2 separate regions of the Homo sapiens genome follow, and region 1 is linked to region 2. Evidence: chromatin loops called from intact Hi-C (ENCODE). Cell type or tissue: PC-3. All regions are shown on one strand.

Region 1 (2,500 bases), 58 kb before region 2:
GAAGAGAGAAGGGAGGCTCAGCAGGGGAGGAGGGGCGGGGGCGGGGGCGGGAGCGGGAGGAGTCACTGCGCCGCGGCCGCCCCTCCCCGCCCTCCACTCGGCGGCCCCGGGTCTTCCTCCCCCTCCTCCTCCCCCTCCTCCTCCCCCTCCTCTTCCTCCGCCTCCTGGTGTGGCTGGCTGCGGCCAGAATCGGAGCCCCAACCGCGCTGCCGGTGAGTGACCAGCCCCAGGGGACAGAGACGGGAGGCCTGGGACCCCCCCTCTCCAGGGTGGGGCCTCCCGCCGTGTCTGGGAAAGTTTGCGGGCGCCCCGGGACGCGGGCATCTCCAGGGCCGCTCGGCGCCTCCCCATCTCCCCGCGCCCGCCCTGGCCGCCCCCAGGGGCGCCCTGGGGCCCGCAGAGGGATGGCCTCCCGGCAGGGACTCCTCGGCTCCCCTCTGTTCTGAGACTGCTGCTGGGACCGGGGTCCGACTCTAAAGAGAAAACTCAAACAGCAAAAAAAGGAATATCGACTCAGTTCCGAGGGCGGGGGCCGGGGCTCGTTCTCACCCGCGCGCGGCCCCTCGACCTCTCGGACCCGGGCCACCAGCTCTGCGCCCCTCACGCCTCCCTCGGGGTCTCTGTGTCTCTCTCCCGCTCCCGGACTCCCTCCTCCTTCTGACTGCTGTTATTTGGGCTGTTGTCCCTCCCCGCTCCCTGGTACCTCAGCTCGGACCTTAGCCTGTGCCTGCAGCCCGGAGTCCCCTCCTGCCCTGGAAGGCAAGGAGCCAGGCCACGGGGCCACAGCCGCGGGGGCCACCACACTGGCCCAAATATTTCCTGCAGGTATGACCATTCACTGGGTATTGGGGTTGGGTCCCTTGGACCCACAAACTGAACCTCGTGGGTACAGGGAAAAATTAAAATATATTCCTCCTTAGGATTGTACTGCTTCTGTTGGTTTGGCATCTTTTTATTTTTAACCCTTCTAACTGTGCTTTCTTCGAATAATAATGATACTTCATGTAATTAGCGTTTCTAATATCTAAAGACAGAAGAAGGAAGAAAATAAACGGAAGAGAGAGAATGCTTGCTAAAAATACTCATTTTTGACTTCAGTCCACACTCGACTGTTTTCCTGGGAGATAGAAGTTCAGTGTAGCTTGTTTTCAGACTAACCGCAAACACGATTACAGCCTCCTCCAGGCTAGAAGTTTTAATTTGCCTGACATGCAGCACACTGTTTGTTGGTATTCCCAGCCTGGCATTCCCGTCTGCATAGCTCTAGTCTCCCTCCCAACTCCCCCACCCCCACTTTCTTTCTCATAAAAGGGAGCTGTGAAAACAAGGCAATGGGAGAGGCTCAAACGAGCTGGACCACATAATAAAAACAGCCCTACTTATTTTAATCCTGAGGCTATGGACTCCCCTGGACTCTGATTGGGTGGAAGAATTGTTTAGTTCATTTGTGTGGTTTTTCTGTCAGTAGTTATTATGGTTGAATCAGTGTTTCCATGACAGTCTTGCTTCTGTGGGCACGATGGGGAGCCTGTTAATTCTCGGATGGGTCTGGACAGATCAAGTCTGGAGTCTGGAGAGATTTTTCAGGGCTTGACCTGGGCTGATATTGCAAACCTCTGCACACTCACTCAGAACCAGAGCAGCCGGGAGCAGCCTGAGCTGGGGTTTTCTTCCACATGATCTGGGAAGAAAAAGCTCTACCAAGGAGCGAACTGTGTGAGCATGGTTGCTGGGGGATGTTGAATGTTTTACGTTTTTAGGAAGAACACACTTCTCAAAACTTTAGCCATTCCTGTTTCCATACAAACAATAAATGTGGTTGTAACAAATGTAGTAGATCAGATTCTGAACAACCCCTTAAAAAACAGGTCCAAGTATTGAACCATTTGGAAATAAAGATTTTATTTTATTTGAATTCTACTGGAAATAAAAGAGTTTATGTTAAAAAGGATGTAATTCACTTCTCTCCACTGATGCAGTTTGACAGTTCCCCATTGGTATGAATCAGTTAGGTTTTATTGTGGTCTCAAAACATCATTAAGGCAGGGCACAACATCATTAAGGCAGGGCACGGGGTTCATGCCTATAATCCCAGCATTTTGGGAGGCCGGGGCGGGCAGATCACTTGAGGTCAGGAGTTCGAGACCAGCCTGGCCAACCTGATGAAACCCCGTCTCTATTAAAAATACAAAAGCTAGCTGGGCCAGGTGGCGGGAACCTGTAATTCCCAGCTACTTGGGAGGTTGAGGCGGAAGAATCGTTTGAACCTGGGAGGCGGAGGTTGCAGTGAGCCGAGATTACACCACTGCACTCCATCCTGGGCGACACAGCAAGACTCTGTCTAAATAAATAAATAAATAAATAAATAAATAAATAAATAAATAATTGATAGGCAAGTGTTGTGACTGTGACTTCCATTCAAAAAGTAAGTCCAAAAAAAAAAAAAAACAACAAAAGTAAGTCCATAAATTCTGAGCTTGTTTGGCCCTGTTGCTTAGAA
Region 2 (2,500 bases):
AATGCATCTGGCCCAAGGAATACGCTTAGAATAGCAGGATCCCAGAATGCATCTCTATTTTTCTATATGACTTTTAGATCAGTTGTGTATTTAGAGAACATAAAGTTTTTAAAAAGCTCTTTAAAATTTTATCCTTTTCAAGATTGTCTCGGAAAACTTTGCATTATTTGAAAAGATACTTCGAAAATGGAAACTGAATGAATAGCACTGGAGTGCAGTGGCGAGGTCTCAGCTCACTGCAACCTCTACCTCCCAGGCTCAAGCCATCCTCCCACCTCAGCCTCCCAAGTAGCTGGGACCACAGCACGTGCCATCACACCTGGTTAATTTTTTGTATTTTTGGTAGAGATGAGGTTTTGCCGTGTTGCTCAGGCTGGTCTCGAACTTCTCAGCTCAGGCAACCCACCCGCCTTGGCCTTCCGAGTGCTGGGATTATAGGTATAAGCTACCTACCGCACCTGGCAAGAACATATAAACTAGTCTACTATGTTCTAATTATAAAACTTTTTTTTAAATTTTTTTTCCTTCCTGGGAATTTGAGGGATCAGGATTGACCTTTTTTACTGGGGAAATCACCTGTGATTTCTGGAAAGGTGGGGAGGGCTGCTGGTCCCTTAATGTCCCTTCTAACCAGCTTGTCAATGCTTAGTATTCCTTTGACAGTGGGCAGGTCTTTCATTTTGCAACAAAGGTTTGCCTGAGGCACTAGCTCACAGACTTCATTCATACTAAGGTGTGAATGACAGCAGAGGAGCTTAGGCTTTGTTGGGGTGATAGAGAGAGAAAGAGAAAGGAAGAAAGAGAAAGACAGCTGAAGACAAATGAGGATGCTGGTTAGCCAGAGGAGGTGTATATGGTGGCACAGAATTATTAAGGGGAATGAGAGTGGTGGAGGAGCAATTAAATATATCTACCTCTAACTTCCCAATTTTTCGACTTTTCTCTTTTTTTCTTCTGCCCTGTCATCAGCACGTTGGTTGCTCTCTCCTCCTCCACTCTGTCATCCTCTTGCTATTCTTTCCCTTCGGCCCTCTAACAGTTCAGTTTCAGGTGTAAAATATTTTGGTTCAGGAGGGACTGGATATCAACTAGACCTAAGATTTTGTGATTTACATTCCCCGTCCTAAGAAAAGGAATTATGTTGAGTGAACAATGACCAAAGCTGGACAGTTCCCCCTGGTGGTCAGCACTGCGACAACACGATTTTCCTCTATCTTTTATTCATTAATTGGTGAATTTGAAAATAATCTGTTAAGCCCCAAACATGACAGACATTGTGCTAAGGACAGACATGACACCTGTCCCTGTGGGGCAGAAAGTCTGAAGAGGGAGTGTGTTACTAAACATTGTAGAGCATTTAGCATTTTCAAAAGCCTTAAAAAATAAGCCAGAAAACTTGAAAGGAAAAAGGCTTTTACCATTTTTAAAGAAAAGCAGGTAGAAAGGTTTTGTTTCTGACATTTTTTGTACCACTAAGTCTTCAATTTGGGTTTAGTTCTTCAATTTTCATCGTAAAATTTCCCCAAATAATTTTTTCTTATAAAGTGTGAGTATCAAATCAGATCATGTGTAGTATAATTTTTAACTCCGAATGTGTAACATTCACAGTCCCTTTATTAGCAAAATTATAGTAATTAAATAATACTGGCTTTATAATTGAATAGCACTTTGCAAAATAATATGTCTGGCTCATCTATATTGCTATAGAATACTACTGCCCCAGTGCTGTATGCATATGAACTGGTTAATCCTCACAACAGCCCTTATAAGGTTCAGGTTATCCTCATTATCCACATTTTTAGATGAAGAAACTGAGGCTCAGAGAGATAAGCAATTTGTAACCCTAGCCTTAACCACTTTGCCATAACAAGACAGAAGAATGCCTGCAGTAAGTGTAAATGAACTTACTGTATCCTCACTGCAGACAGAGGACTAAAAAGAGTAATGGGGTTTGCAATCTTTCTGGGTGTGTGTGTATGAGAATGAAGTTATCACTTGCCTCCAGTGATCAGGTTGTTAAGAGCACCTCAGAGGCCACTGTTGTCCTACCCTTCCTGTAAGTGGTAGAGATGGCTAATGAGCATCTGTTGGTTAACTGATTGATGATTTCTCAAGGCTTTTTACAGCCTTAGAATTCTATTAGTCACTCTACAAGAAACAGGTTGTATGGAACGAAAGGTAATTTATCTTTTAAGAATTAAGTGAAATCCTTTAAACTCTTGTTTTTGTGCCTAAAGCTATATTCTGATGGAAATGCTCTTTCTCTAGCTATGTCAGTGGTACAGTAATTTAATCTGGTTCTTGAAATTACTCTTTATCTCATACATTTATTTAAGTAAAGATAGCCACATTAGATATGGAGATGCTATGAACAATGCAACAGAATCATGGAATGTTTGTAAAGCTGCTGCAGTGATTACAATGAAAATATTGATCATTTCCTTATAACACACACACACACACACACACACTATATGACCCCCATCTAAAATCTTTGAAA

The links. Peaks named below come from ENCODE experiments on the same cell type or tissue, not always from the same donor. Only the 100,000 strongest peaks of a DNase experiment are listed, where the experiment ranks them.
Region 1: a loop joins it to region 2, with 2.7 times the contacts of the local background. A loop is called at or near these places in 25 of 110 quality-filtered maps.

The regions. Positions count from the first base shown.
Region 1 is chr2:48,530,005-48,532,504 of GRCh38, forward strand. The region is part of intron 1 of STON1-GTF2A1L (STON1-GTF2A1L readthrough); the gene reads left to right. STON1 (stonin 1) reads left to right here and starts at 150. Exons shown (of 4, transcript NM_006873.4): 1 at 150-212. RefSeq lists an enhancer at 143-690 and a silencer at 282-481. In PC-3, no CTCF peak of the experiment used is centred here; a DNase peak (open chromatin) is centred at 1,377; H3K4me3 peaks cover 1,328 bases; H3K27ac peaks cover 1,252 bases.
Region 2 is chr2:48,588,190-48,590,689 of GRCh38, forward strand. All of the region lies in intron 2 of STON1-GTF2A1L (STON1-GTF2A1L readthrough), which reads left to right. All of the region lies in intron 2 of STON1 (stonin 1), which reads left to right. Among named protein-coding and RNA genes, the nearest start is that of GTF2A1L, 28 kb to the right of the region's middle. In PC-3, a CTCF peak has its summit at 1,186 (motif pointing left); a DNase peak (open chromatin) is centred at 1,162.